Linked DNA regions of Mus musculus: region 2 is linked to region 1. The links are chromatin loops, found by intact Hi-C in ENCODE. Cell type or tissue: heart. All regions are shown on one strand.

Region 1 (8,000 bases):
GGATAAGATGCCTTGCCCGCAAGACCCAGCACAGAGCACTTTGACCAGGTTCTGCCTCCGCGATACACGTTTCCCCTGCAGGTCAGCTTCTCTTTATATCTGAGACGGCTCTGCCTTTGTTTCTGGTGAAAAACCATGCAAAACCTCATAAAACCCTCATCCTAGACATAAGGCAAATCCCCCTAGGCAATTATGCTTGCCACAGCTGAATCACCCGGAAAATAAAAATGGCTACAAGCCTCTGTTGTGTGTGTGGTTTTTTTTTAATGCCATTTGAATTTCAAACACATGAGTCCCTTGCGATTAGGACATTAATTTAAGGCTGTAAGTAAAATACTACCCATCTAGAGGGTGTTTTTTTATATCCTGTTTTATACGCTTATAGTAAAATAAAATTCACTTATTATGGCAAAACCTGTCAGAAACTGTATGTATACATTATAATAATATGTAGCACACAGAGGTCTTCGGAGGAAGCCTGATATATTCAACCTAGTTCTCCTAATGCCTCAGATTCCCTGCTTTTTATTTTATGTTATAGTTTCTAAACACACAAAACAACAACACACATACATATATAAATTTTAAAACATATATATATACATAGATATGAAAATTATTTCTCTTGAGGTCAGTGAACACTGAGAAAAATATTAGGGCATTATGATAGGGGCTGGTTCAATGGTTAAGAGCATTGACTGCTCTTACAGAGGACCTGAGTTCAGTTCCCAGCACCCACATGGTAGCTCACAATCATCTGTAACTCCAGTTCCAGGGGATCTGACGCCCTCTTCTGGCCTCCATGGGTGATACAAGCATACAGTGCGCATAAGATACCTGTGGGTAAAACACACATGCACATAATAGATAGATAGATAGATAGATAGATAGATAGATAGATAGATAGATAGATAGATAGATAGATAAGTTTTAAATGTGTTTTAAAAGTTTCCTTGGGGGGGAGGGGGTTGGGGTTTTGTTTTGTTTTGTTTTGTTTTGTTGTTTTTTTGTGACAGGGTTTCTCTGTGTAGCTCTGGCTGTCCTGGAACTCTCTCTGCAGACCAGGCTGGCCTCAAACTCAGAAACCCTCCTGGCTCTGCCTCCCAAGTGCTAGGATTAAAGGCATGCGCCACCACTGCCCGGCTTAAAAAATTTCTTAATTAGCATGTTGTTGTAACTAGTTCCCAAGCTATACTTTACCTTGTATTTCAATGGTTTCTTAAATTTTACATAATTAGATGTTCATTTTATGAATTAAAGTTGCCTAATTTTTTCGGTCACCATTATATTTTTGAACTTAAAAAACAAAAATCCTTTCTTATCCTGAGATTTCACGACTAATCAATTTCTTCTTCTTTTTCTCTAAAACTTTTAAGATGTGTAATTCTGTAATCTGTCTGGAATAAAAAAAAATGGTAGGTTTAACCATTTGATGTGATATAGATGAGAACTCTAATTCTATTTCCAGTTTGAGGAAAAAAAATGCTCAAGTTGAAAACTCATTAAGCTTAAGTAGGTAGGTACCATTTTATCTAACATGTTTGCTTTTCTCTTTACATCTTTAATTAAATTAGCATAATGATTTCACTACTGCAATTACGTTGTGTTTAACCAAGCTGAAATTAAGTGTTCCTTTCTGTCCAGTTCCTCTAGTGAATTTAAATTTAACAGAGCCTTCTAATAATCCACATTGGTCTTCTTGATGAGTCAAAAGAACGTAGCTTTAAAAAAAATTACCAATTTCTGTTTGATCTTGAAATCCCGTGCTCTGTGCAACCAAGTAGCTGAGGATATACTTCAATTGCTCAATGGTAAAGTGATTTCCTAGGATGGTCAAGGCTCTGCATTTGATCTGGACATTAAAAATAATAATGAAAGGCTGGGCATGGTAATACACACCTTTGATCCAAGCATTCAGAAGGCAGAAGCAGGTGAGTTCTAGGCCAGCCTGGTCTACAAAGCAAGTCTAGGACAGCCAGGGCTACACAGAGAAACCCTGTAGCAAAAAACCACAAATAATAATGAGAGCCGAGCATGGTGGTACACACCTTTAATCCCAGCACTTGTAAGGCAGAGGCCATCTTGGTCTACAGAGTTCCGGAACAGCCAGCGGTACACAGAGAAACACTGTTTTGAAAAAAAGACAATAATAATAATAATCACAATCATAATAGTGAATAAAAACTAGGGTCTGGAGATATGGTTCAGCAGTTAAGAGTGGTTACTGCTCTCTCAGAGGACCCGGGTCTCACAGCCACTTAAAACTGTAGATCCAGAGACTCTGATGCCCTCTTCTGTCCTCCAAGGATACTACATATGTGTGGTGTACATACATGTAGGTAAACACTCACATATAGAAAATTTTTTTTAAATACATATTTTTTTTAAATCTTCTACAAAAAAACAAAAAGACTAGGAGTTGGAGGGTTGGCTTGCTTATTAGGAACATGCACTACTCTTCCGGAAGACTTGGGTTTGCTCCTTAGAATCCACCTCAGGTAGCTCACAGCGTCCTGTAACTTCAGCTCCAGGGAATCTAATACCTCTGGTCCCTGCAGGCACCTGCACCCACGGTCGTACACATGAGTGCCCATGTGAACACGCACACGCACATGTATGCACACACACTTGTCTTAAAGATTAGAAAGACTCTGTGCTCTCCCATGCTGAAGGTCTGTTGGCACAGATGGGGTGCCTTGTATCCTTTGGCAGACCCTTCCCTGATGCTCCTGGGGTGCAATTTGCTGGGAGAGCGCACAGCAGTACAGCTATAGGACTTACACCCCGGTGCGTATTTGCTTACATGTTCCTTCACCCTGTTCGGCTGAGGACACACTTCATTTAATTCTAGTTGGTCAGCAGCCTCCTGGCCCTCAGCACACAGGAGAAGGCCAGTGCATGTTGGTGGGTTGTCAATCAGCTGGCAGTAAGGCTGATCTTATGATGTTAACCTGAGCCACCTAATCGGTGAGCTTTCTCTTTCCGGTGAGGTTCTCTATCCGGAACAGTTTAGGACATGAGCAGTATACGTGAGCAATCAAAGCTTCTACAGTTCTGTTACTCCAGCAGCTGTAGCATATTGTCGTCCTGGTTTGCTTTCTGGTACTGTAATAAACACCATGACCCAAAGCAACTTGGGAAGGAAAGGGTTACTAGTCAAGTCTAGGTTACACTCCATTACTGAGGGAAGCCAAGGCAGGAATCTGGATGCAGGAACTGAAGCAGAAGCCCCCGTTGCTCCTCTGGCTTGCTCAGCTTGCTTCCTTACACAACCCAGGACCACCAGCCCAGGGAGGGCACCGCCCACAGAGGGCAAGGCCCTTCCTCATCGACAGCAATCAGGATAACATGCCCACAGGTATGTCTGTAGGCCAGTCTGATGAAGACAGTGCCTCAGTTGAGATTCTCTCTTATTATGAATGTCTACTTTTATGGCAAGTTGAAATCAAGAGAGAGAGAGAGAGATCAGACATAAGTCCATACCACCGTGCTTGGCATACAGATGGTGTAGACAAAGACTTGAATTGTACAGTTAACACTACTTATGTGTATATATAATGGAATCTCATATTTCACCTTTCATTTATGAATCACCAGTGAGACTATCATGTATATGCAACACACAGCCACATACACTCACCCCACATACATACACATCACATACACTCACCCCACACACAAATGCACACACATACACACACACCACATACATCCCCCCACACACAAATACACACACATACATACACACACCACATATACTCACTCCACACAAAAATATGCTCACACATACACATACCACATACACTCCCCCCACACACAAATACACATACATACACACACCTCACACACAAATGCACACACACCACATATACTCACCCTGCACACAAATGTACACTTATACATACACACACACACCATATTCACCCCACACACACATGCACACACACATACAGACACACACACAATGGGGTAAGAGAACAAAACTCTGCTAATTTCAATGGCATCCCCTCCACCCAATTTTTTTGTTTGTTTGTTTTTGTTTTTTGAGACAGGGTTTCTCTGTATACCCTGGCTGTCCTGGAACTCACTTTGTAGACCAGGCTGGCCTCGAACTCAGAAATCTGCCTGCCTCTGCCTCCCAAGTGCTGGGATTAAAGGCGTGTGCCACCACACCCGGCTTCTTTCTTTTTTTTCCACCCCACCCCACCCGATTTTAATGCACTACTACCCCAAAATCAGGCTACTATAGAAGCAGCAATGTAAAGAGTAAATTATAAATTATTTATGACTTCCAATCATCATGGAAAAATTTCCCAGACTTCGGCAGTCCTGAAGAAGAAACTCTGTGTGTGCATAAATCATGTTCTCAGATGGGGGCTTGAAATTCTTTTTGTTTTGTTTTTCTTTTCCTTTTTCTTTTTTTTTTAAACAAGTCTCACTATGTAGTCCTGACTCTCCTGGAACTTGCTATGTAGACCAGGCTGGTCTCCAACTCAGATATCCACCTGCCTCAGCCTCCCAAGTTCAGAGACTAAAGGAGTGCACCATCATGCCCCCAATGGATTTTTAAATTCTTGACATAACTATTTACTTCAGAGTTAATATCCAGTCTGCCCAGCAGAGGGCAATCAGCCTACAGGACAACGCTGTTACACGGCAGAAAGCTGTGGTCACAAAGTGCAAATCCCATCCCCAAACAAACAAAACCCACATATTCCTTTCTTGTGCAGCCTCTCCGCACCTGGTGCACTTTTACTGCTAGCTCATGTCACACGCATTCTGGCACAGGGATACTGGAATGCTGTCTGCATTTCAGACCCTTGAGGTGCATTGGGAGGAAGGGTGTCTCTGGACATGATCAGTATACAGAATGCCAGTCCTGCCCTACTGGCCTTCCCATCACCCCAGCCACCCCCTTAGATACAGAACAGCATCAGGTGACCCAGACTTAACCTTGGGGGGGTAGCCTGACAGTACGAGGTTCCAAGCTCTGTGCTCAGCCACCATCCTCCCATAGGACCTCCCTCACAGAATGCAAATGCAGCCATCAAGGTATAAAGAATTTCAAGATGCTGGCCTTACAGCCCAAGTGAGACCCAGTGAGAGAACAAAGAGAGCATGAACGGCCCTGGAGCCCTTGCACTCTGTAAGCCTGCCCAGTGCCAGCCTCTCAGAGCTCCTAAGTCTGTAGTGTGCTGATTTCTGCAAGCTTCCTAGATCCTGGAGTTCGGGGATGCTATGGTGCTACCCATAGGCAAAGGCTGGGGATTTCTCAAACAGACCAGTTTGTAACCTCTGCAAGGTACCTCTGGGTTCTTAATCTCCATTAAAGAAAGAATTTAGAGGAAACAGAGGAAGGAATACACTAGGCAAAGAAAGGAGTTGGGGGTGAGGGTCCTCTCAAGGAAGACTCACACCATGGGATGTTTATATAGCTATGCCAAGCAAACCTTACTGGAAGGTAGGATGAATTATTCATAAGCGAAGAAGGAAGCAGGTCCTTACAGGACTAGCCTTGAGGCGTCGTTGGTTGGAATTACACTCTAGTGAGTACAGCCTAATTTTGCAAGTCCCTTGCTCCTTGCCCCAATTTCCCCTCTATTTAAACCTAAAGTTCAAGTCAGAGCCCCAAGTCAGACTAGGAGGCGGGGGGGTATCCACTGAACTCTTTTGTGTATTACACCGCCCACCTTGGGTGCGCTGAATAAATACTTTTCTTTGTCACTCCTCGCCCCTTTAATTGGTATGCTGACATGCATGGCGGAGATGACCTTGTGGGAGCTGGTGGAGCTAGTATGGAAAATGTGTTCTCTCTATTCAGATACACATCTGTTCTAGAGAACAGCGACAGGCCGCTCCCGTGGGTCTCTGCATCCCTGAGCCGTCATACCTCGGGACACCTTGAAGAAAACCATGCTTGGTTTCCTGCGGACCTTCCGTGAACGTTCTTGAAAACGCTCAACGGCGGTGCATCCAGCCCTAGGAAGAGTCACAAGCGGACTGGATTGATGGACAGACGTCTGTCGACACAGTTCTGAAACACTGGCTGTTTAGTTAAGAGAAGCCAGGCAATGGAGACAACAGTACAATCTCATGGGTTCCAGGCAGGGCAGGTAGCAAAAGGATGATGCTTCAGTCCCAGAGTGATAAAAAGCTTGAAAACTGGGTAGTGGGTGCAGCCTCAAATCCGGGAAATCTTTTGTTGTTGTTTTTGCTTAGTTAGTGCTTGTTTGGTTTTTTGTTTGTTTGTTTGTTTGTTTAGTTTGGGGTTGTTTGTTTGTTTGTTTGGAATTGAAACTGGTATAGAACGGGGCGGGGGGATCTTTAGAGAATTTTTTTTAAAAATCAGTTTTAAAAGAGCCAGGGGTGTGTTCGTGCAGCGCTCAGTAGGCAGAGGCAGATAAATCTATGAGTGCAAGGCCAGCTTGGTCTATGTAACAAGCGCCAGACTTATCAGAGCTACACAGTAAGACCCTGTCTCAAAAACAAAGTCAAACAAGCAAAATGAGCCATTGCAACTTCACATACCATTTTCAAACTCCCCCAGCCCCTAATCTGCGATACTTCTGCACCACCAGTGAAGAGTGAGCGCTCTAGCGGCCCCAGGCATGGCGTTCGTTCACGGTGCTGGCAAACCTTACGTTCCCCTCTTCCCTCTCCCTTGTAAACCACAGATTACATTCCTCGCGATAGCCACCAAGGTCTGTTCCTTTATTTGGACACTTCCTTATGCCAGACCCATTCCTACGGTCCAGCTATCAAAGTATTGAAGTCCAGCAATCAAAAGTCCCCATTAGCTGCCCTAATTAACAGAACATAGCACGAATCCTAGCCTAGCCCTGTCTAACTCTAACACACACCTTCCCCTCTTCCCTCTTAAAACCCCATTCAAGGTCATTTGTTGCTATTTTCTGCCTAAGTCAGAAATTGGCCACTTTACTTTTCTTCTCCCAACCCCGCTGTGAAAATAGGTGTTTGGGTGTGGTTTGTGCTTAATCCTGGGTCCGGGAGGGAGCACCTCGCTGTGTGCAGGTCCCTTCTCAGAGTGAGTGGGTCACACTTTCTACTGGTAAAATAAAACATCTTAAAGTCACACAGTGTGCGGTGGCAAAACAAAACAAGAAGTCTGAAAGAGCAGAATCTCAGATGCTTGCTCTCTCTGCACTTTGTGGAGATCACTCCCTGCTGCTACCTGAGCTGCATCATTTTACAGGGGTGGGGTGGAGGGGTGTGGTGGTGGGGTGGGGGCTGGGGTGGGGGATAGGGGGTTGTGGTTGGGACTTTCTACCCCAGCACTTTGTAATTGACTCTGCTTGTTTGCAGAGTTCAGTTGCCATTGAGGACCAGGGGTTGGTTGATTGGTTGGTTTGGTCTGGTTTGGGTTGGTTGGTTGGTTGGTTGGTTGGTTGGTTGGTTGTTTCCTTAATCAGTCCAAGTAGGAGCTGGGCCCCCAGCAGTTGCAAGTGGAATGTGAAAACAGACCGCGGCTGTGGATGCGAACTGTGGAACACCACAATAGACTGACGACGTGGTGGGTCTAAGAACCCGCTGCCTAAGTTATCATTGATCTCTCTAGTTCCAGCCCATCTACTGCAGCCAATGAGGCGCATCTGCATTTCTCTGGGATCTCCAGTACGGTGATCAGTCATGTTCAGTGGGAGACCACACTCTGCATACCTTCAATTTGTGTCTTCCTAATTAAACTACAAACGGGGATTGCGTCTTGACATAAAAAGCTTATGTTTTTATCACTGAGTCCTTCTGCACCTGTTTCATCAGAGTGACTTTTTTTAAAAAGCCCTGACCCTAAGTAGCTGGAAGTAGTAACCTAGACAACAAAGATAACCTTTAGATAATTATCATGTTTCCTAGTTGACAATAGCTGTCACTGTGTCATGACCCTAGTATGTTACAAAAGCCACAAAGATTAGACATTACAGTGGGGCTAGACAACATGTAACAGCTCCTTCCCCTGCATGGCAGCCACCAGTTTGTCATTT
Region 2 (8,000 bases), 360 kb after region 1:
GGTGATCGTGGAATACTGCAAATACGGAAACCTGTCCAACTACCTCAAGAGCAAACGTGACTTATTCTGTCTCAACAAGGTAAGGATTCACCCTGGTCCCTCTCTGTGGCTGTGGCTTATGGGTCCTGACAAGGGTCCATCTCTGAGGGAAGTCAGGGTAGGAACCCAAGCAAGGACAACAGAGGAACACTGCTTGCTGCCTCAGTTGCCCTGGCTTGCTTAGTCACCTTTCTTCTATGGCTCAGGACCACCTGCCTAGGGATTGTGCCGCCCACTGTGAACAGGCCTTCTACATCAATCAATAGTCAAAAGAAAAAAAATCCCTCCACAGACATACCCACAGGCCACAGTGAGGAAGAGAACTCCTCAGTTAAGGTTCTCTCTTCTTAGGTGACTCTAGTTCGTTTGTGTCACATTGACAAAAACTAGCCAGGCCTAGATTCTAAAGGTATGGCTGTTTTTTAATGGCAGCACTTGTGTATGTTTGTTTGTGTGTGTGGTTTGTGTGTGTGTGTGTATGTGTGTGTGTGTGTGTGTGTACACATATGTGTAGGTGCACTTTACCCATGTGTGAATCCCAGAAGTTGACATGGGGATGTCTTCCTCAGCTGCCTCTCCACCTTAGTTTTTTGAGACGGGGCATCTCACTGAACCTAGAGCTGGCCGGTTCCTCTAGAGTGACTTTCCAATGAGCCTCTGGGATCCAGCTTCCTCTGTCTGCCCTACCTTGAAAGATTTTGTGTAGATGCTAGGGATCTGAACAGAGGTCCTCATCCTTGCACGAGATTTTATGCACTTGTTCCTCAAAGCCATACCTGTGACTATAGGACAACTGATTAGCTTCACTAATCAGAGAAACTAAAGGCACAAACAACTGAATGGTTTCCATAGTTACCAATAGATCAGTGATGGACTACAACAGGAAATCATGTGTGCTTAATCTAGTGCTCTCCCTCTTCTATTTCATTATTGTGGTTGTTGTGTATTTGCATGTGTATGTGTTATATGCATGTTGTGTGTGTGTGCATATAGTATAAATATATTATATATGTATATATAACATATATACATATATGTGTGTGTTGTGTTTATATATATGTGTGTGTATGTGTGTATTGTGTGTATATGTGTTTGTGTGCAGTGTATGCATATATATGCAGGTTGTGTGTGTGCATGTGTGTGGTGTGTATGTGTGGTATATGTTTATATGTGTGTGTTGTGTGTGGGTATATATGTACACATATGTGAGTGTCTGTGTTGTGTGTATGTCTGTGAGTGTATATGTGCATTGTATGTGTCTCTGTATGAGCGCGAATGCACATGTGTGGTGTGTGCACAGAGGCCAGAGGAAGATACTGGAGTCTTGCTCTGTCAATCTCTTCCTTACCCCCTCAAGCCTGGGTCTCTCACTGAACCTGGAGCTAGGCTGGCAGCTAGCAAGCTCCAACCATCCTTCTGCCTCCACTTCACAGCACTGGAGTTACAGGTGTGCCAAGCCACTCTGCAGCTTAACCGCTGTTTTTGGCAGGAGTGGAGTTTGGGTTCCTCTGCTTTCCCAGGGAGGCCCTGCACTTGCGGCATCATTCTGCATGAAACACACACACACACATATGCCACACACACACACTACATATACACACACCACATGCACACACATACACCACATATATACACACTACATATACACACACCACATACACACACATACACCACATACACACACACTACATATACACACACCACATACACACACATACATACACATATACACACTACATACACACACAACATACACACATACACACATATACACATACACACACCACATACACCACACACACCACATACACCACACACACCACATATACACATATCACATACACACACACCGCATACACACACACTAAACATATACACACACACAGAGAACAAACAAACACACAAGAATACTGGGAGGACACATAGTCTTTCAGGAAAGGCCAGCTCTAAAGAAGAAGCCATGGATTCAAACACTGTGGTATGCTTTGTGGTCCCACTGCTGTCCCTCTCTGGGCTGAATTGGCCAGGGAGACAGTGACTGACAGTTAGCCAGTCACCGGCATCTGGGAGGCGCACATTGGAGGCAAGCTCTCTGGCTCCACAACCAGATTTTCCAGGTTTAAATTCCAAGTCTCCTCTCATAAGACCTGGCCTTGAACAAATTAGTCAGTCTCTTTAGGCTCCAGTTCCTTGTATTCAGTGGCGCTAATAATAGAACCCAGGGTGAGACTGTTGGGAAAACGAAACTCTTCCCTTAAGCATTTAGTTGTCCCCTTTTGTCAATTTTTATCCACTAGGATGTTGAAGGATGGGGTGTAGCTCAGTGGGGGAGTTCTTATTTGTCACGAGTGAGGCCCTGTGTCTGTCCCCTCCCCTGCATTAGAAAGACAGAGACAGAGAGAATCAGAGACACACACATAGAGAGAGAAACAGAGAGAAAGAGAGAGAGAGAGAGACAAACAGAGACACAGAGAGTTCAATTGAACACAGCTAATGCACATGGTTGAATGAACCTTCAGAGTTCTAGGAACGGTGCCCATCTCTGATATGTAGGGAAGACACCACAGAAGACAACTAGACGTTGCAGTACCTGCAAGCAGTTCTGGCTGCTGAGATGGAGGATTGTGTGAGCCCAAGTGTTAGACATCAGCCTGGAAAATAGAGTGAGACCAGGAGTGGAGAGATGGCTCTGCGGTTAGGAGCTCTTTCTGCTCTACCAAAGGTCCTGAGTTCGGCTCCCAGCACCCACATTAGATAGCTCACAACTGTCTGTTACTATAGCTCCAGGCAATCTGATCTCTCTACTCACTGAGGGTGCCTGTGCTCAGAGACGCACACGCAGATTCACACATACCCTTATATACATAATTTAAATAAATAAATAAGTATATACATATATATGGAGAGAGAGAGAGAGAGGTGGGGGGAGAGAGACCTTGTTACAAATAAAGCAAGGAAAACTGGATAGCTGACCCACCTTTTCATCTCAGACTATGGTTTTATCAAAGACATAGTTGTCCCACCAGACTGTTGAATATATTACATATTCCCTCATTCTATTGTTTGAGACAGGGTCTCACTATGTATCCCTGGCTGTCCTGGAACTCACAGAGATCCACTTACCTCTGCCTCCTGAGTGCCAGAATTAAAGGTGTTTACCACCATGCCCAGCTATATTTCCCCCTTATAAACTAGGCTTTCCAAAAACTGAAATCTTAAATCTACTCTGTGCTCTGTGTGTGTGTGTGTGTGTGTGTGTGTGTCTGTGTGTGTGTGTATCACCAGAGAAGTCAGGAAATGGCTGGCAAGATGGCTCAGTCTAGATAAAGAGGCTTGCTGCCAAGCCTGATGACCTGAGTCTGATCCCTGGGACTCACATGATGGAAGGAGAGAACCAACTCCAGCAAGTTGTCCTCTGGCTTCTGCATTTGTGCACGCAGCAGACAAGCACAAATAAATATATATATACTAGTGTAATAAAGAAATTGGCTTAAGAACACAGTAACCACAAGATAAAGAGAGGAGAAAGACCTATCTTGCTTCACCTCCAGCTTTAGAATTTTTTTCTCAGACCCCCACTAAATAAGGGGTGCAGCGGTGCCCCGAGCTGAGAGCAGCACAGATTCCTGTCGATCTTGATGTCCTAGACTGGGCTCAGGAAGCGCTAAGCCCTCAGAACACCCCAGGGACTTGGCAGGATGGAGCGTTTGGGTTTGTGCGTCCTTTGTTTGGAGGAGCTTGCTTCCTTTCGGGGCTATATTTACTGGTTTACTTCCCCATGGCACTTGGTGGAGCTGTGTTTTATGGAAAACTCATGACTATCTGTCACATTTGGAACCTAAAGGAATAGGAAGGAGAGATGGAGGAACGGCCCAAATCCGTCAAGATTCTTAAATGTGCTTTGTGATTAACCTACTATTCTGCCTTAGTCCCCAGAGTCCACTAACGTAACCTGTCTTTGGTGGCACACTGCTGCTGAGCATAGCTGAACTGGGGTGCGAGGAAGGGTAGGGTAACCTGGGGACAGGTTCTACCCCGTAGCTTCTGAGAGCTGTGAGGAAGAAGGCAGTACGCTTTCAGAAAATAAAACTCCAGACTCCGTCTGAGCAGGGCTAGCTGCCTCGTGGAGAGAAAAATGATGGTCCTTTGGACTGTTTGGCTTTCTACCTGCCACGAGGAAAAGGTGTCTAGGGTGGGTTACACGCAATATAACTTGTCTTCACTCCTGAAATCCCAGACAGGATTTGAGAAGAACTGAGAGAGCAAAACTCCCTTCAGGGACATGACTCGAGGAAATGTTTGTATGGGGTGTGTCCCCAGGAGACTCTTTTTTTTCAGGATGTGGGAACCCCTCTGTACCCTATATCACAGTGCTGCTTGCTGCTGTCCCTCCTAAAGTTTGTTGGATCTTCTGCTTGCTCCCTGGCGCCCTCTAGTGGAAGGACTGCTTCTTCTTAGTGACATCCCAGAAAAGTCAAGGCTGTTTAATCCTAGCGCTGAACTTCATTCCCTCCCAGCTCCTGTCTAGGTACACAGAAGCCAGCAGAAGCCAGGCTGTACGGTACACAGGCCCCTGTGGGTATATACACATGCGGGTACGCATGGGCACACAGCCGCGTCCTGAAAGCCACTGAGCAGGATGCGTCTCTAGTGTGAAGCAGTAGATGAGTTACGGTAGGCAAAACAGTAGAACACGGAAGTCCTTTCCTGCGAGGCACAAACTGTAATAATATGTAGTGCCTTCCAGACGAGAAAGATGAAACGCAGACAAACATGAAAGGATTTGCCCATGATGGCATGATTAGTAGAGGAGCCAGAAGACTCTATAGAGAAGGCAGAGGAAAAGCAGCAAGATTCAGATGCCCACAGTGAGCCGCCTTTGCTATTCATGATAGGATGCAGTGGTGTGACATCCTCAAAGGGAAACCAAGAGAAAGGTGTATCTCCTCTTCTCTCCCCGAGGAAATGAGAGGAACTGGTAACTTGAGCCTCTGCAGGGATTACAGAGGCTTTCACACCACCTGAGTGAGGCTATCAAACTCTCTGTCACCTTTCAAACAACAGGGCATGTGCTACAAAAAGCAGCAGAGACAGACTTGGTTGGACGCTAGCGCAAGCTTTCAGGCTTTGCCAATTATTAGCTGTGGCTTTGATGACTTAGCTCTTCAGAACCAGCTTGTGTATGAATTGTTTTATAAGGGAGGGAGAGAGGGAGGGAGGGAGGGAGGGAGGGAGGGAGGGAGGGAGGGAGGGAGGGAGGGAGGGAGGGAGGGAGGGGAAGAGGGAGAAGGCTTAGCAGTTAGGAGCACTGTTCCCCCAGCACCCATATTGGCACAACCTGCTTTGACCCCAGGTCTAGGGAATCCAATGACGTTGTCTAGCTTTGGTAGACACCCAAATGCATGTTCACATACACATAAATAAAAATAAAATAAATCTATTTTAAAAAACAAATCAGGTGGTGGTAACACACACTTTTAATTCCAGCACTCGGGGGATAGAGGCAGGTAGATCTCTGAGTTCCAGGACATCAAGGACTACATAGAAATGCTGTCTCAAACCACGCCCATACCTCGTAAGACAAAACAAACACTATTTTGACAATTATTTAGTAAAATGACATAAGCTCTTGGGGAAGTTGAGGAAGTGTATGCTAGCTCACACTAAGTGTTCAGTATTTATCAGTTGCCTGGATCTGAGGTGTTCACTAGGAACCCATGCAAGAACATAAAAGATTCTACAGCCTGGGAAATAAATGCCTAGCACCCAGTGTGCATTCGGGGTCCAGTGGCTTGTCCAATCCGGACGGCAGCCATCTCTGCCTTGGGCCCCTCTCACTCCTGTGCTTCTTGTCTATGCTAAGGACGCAGCCTTGCATATGGAGCTCAAGAAAGAGAGCCTGGAACCAGGCCTGGAGCAGGGCCAGAAGCCCCGCCTAGACAGTGTCAGCAGCTCAAGTGTCACCAGCTCCAGCTTCCCTGAAGACCGAAGCGTGAGCGATGTGGAAGGAGACGAGGGTACGTATCCGCTCCTCCCGGCCTCCAGTCTCGGGGATTTCTACAACACACTACACATCTCACACATTTTTTTCCTTCCGGATTTATCACCCTAATAAACATCCTGGGAATGGGGGTAATGTCCTACCAGGTCACACCCATTGTGCCCAATCTCCATTCCCCTACCCTTCACCCCCACCCCTCAACCCCGCAGCCTGGGAAAACATCTCTGATGCTTGAGTTGAGACTCAAACTCTCTTGCCAATGAACTGTGGCGTCCTTGGTGTGTCTTATACTTTGTGAATATTGTTTCAATAAATGGGGATTTGGTGCAGGCACAAAAATCTTTACAAGATTCGAATGCTCCGTAGATTACAGTGAGATCTCCAAGCAGCCCCTCACCATGGAAGACCTGATTTCCTACAGTTTCCAAGTGGCCAGAGGCATGGAGTTTCTGTCCTCCAGAAAGGTCAGCTCATCTCTTTGTAGTCTAACTTTATTTAAAAAAAAAAAAAAGAATGTTTTTTAATACTGCAAATCTTTTATATATGCATATGTACATATGTACACACATATATACACCTGCATATATATATATATATATACACATACACACACACACACACACACACACACACACACACACCTGAGTACTCTGTCTTCAGACACACCAGCAGAGGGCATCAGATCCCATTACAGATGGTTGTGAGTCACCACATGGTTGCTGGGAATTGAACTCAGGACCTCTGGCAGAGCAGTCAGTGCTCTTTACTGCCAAGACATTTCTCCAGCCCCTTCTTTAACTTTCTTAATCAGAGATAAAAAAAGGTTTTGAGTTTTTTTCAAAAGCTTTCACTTTACATTTTAGAATTTGTTTTTATGTATGTTATTAAACTTAGAACATCCAACACACGTGTGCCTTTCAAGTCTCTTCCCTGCTCCCCACTTTTATTTTGACCTTTTAAATGATGTATGAAAACATACAGATTGCATATGTTAACCAATATACAAGAATGACATCAATTCTCAACTTAAATCGGGTTGGATATATTTTTATAACTTAATGGTAACGTATTTGAAAATGCATTCTGCTACTGATTTGTCTTTTTGTGAGGCCTGGACACACACCTCTGCTGTGAAGCTATTTTTCTAGTATTTGTTTATATTTGTTTAGGTTGTTAACTATACACCAGACCTCACCACAATAACCTAGATTTGCTCTGATATGGAGAGGTACCAGGATATTGAGCCTGCGGATAGCATTTAAGGGTAAAATCTTCCTGGGTATTTTGGACTACACAAACCCAGGAGCGCTGTCTTCCACGGTGCCCTCTGGCGTGCTTCTAAACTCTCCAGGCTTCATGAAGAAGCTATCTTCAGTATACCCACCTGAGGCTTCTCAGAAACCCTCAGCTCAAGCCCAAACCATGGGCATCCAGGCACCTGAGAGGCCAAGGCAGGGGGATTCCTGGTTACATGCCAACCTGAGTGAGTTCCGGGTCAGGGTACACAACACCTCGGGAGTCTGTCTTAAAACCAGCAACAGCGGCAAACAACGTAAACAGCCAACAAAACAAATCACCCCTAACCACAGCTCCCAAAGATCTGCTCTAAAAGGCCACAGGGGAAAATCTCACTCACTGGCAAAATTCAGACTGCCGGTGCGGTTGACCAGTACGCTCCCATAGAACAGGAGCCTGGCTGATTTAGAACGTGTCCTTTGAGCCACCTGGACCTTGTACTTGCACAAGAAGCACATTGTGTTTATGGTAGCTAGGTGTGTGCTGAGAGATGCTCCCTCTACCACAGATGAAATGGAAATTAGAATTAAGAATAATGATACCAGGGCCAGTGAGCCGGCTCAGCAGGTAAAGGTATTTGCTGCCAAATTGATGACTTCAGTTCGATCCCAGGAACTCACACGGTTGCCCTCCACATGCATGTCATGGTATATGCATGCTCACA

What was found. Peaks named below come from ENCODE experiments on the same cell type or tissue, not always from the same donor. Only the 100,000 strongest peaks of a DNase experiment are listed, where the experiment ranks them.
Region 2: it touches region 1 in a loop (2.3-fold over the local background); 5 of 42 quality-filtered maps call a loop at or near these places.

Annotation. Positions count from the first base shown.
Region 1 is chr5:147,942,100-147,950,099 of GRCm38, reverse strand. No RefSeq gene overlaps it. Among named protein-coding and RNA genes, the nearest start is that of Mtus2, 11 kb to the left of the region's middle. In heart, a CTCF peak has its summit at 4,626 (motif pointing right); no DNase peak of the experiment used is centred here.
Region 2 is chr5:147,580,607-147,588,606 of GRCm38, reverse strand. Flt1 (FMS-like tyrosine kinase 1) reads left to right here. Exons shown (of 30, transcript NM_010228.4): 20 at 1-79; 21 at 5,903-6,056; 22 at 6,407-6,504. Among named protein-coding and RNA genes, the nearest start is that of Gm35383, 75 kb to the left of the region's middle. In heart, a CTCF peak has its summit at 4,468 (motif pointing left); DNase peaks (open chromatin) are centred at 3,726 and 4,476; H3K4me3 peaks cover 525 bases.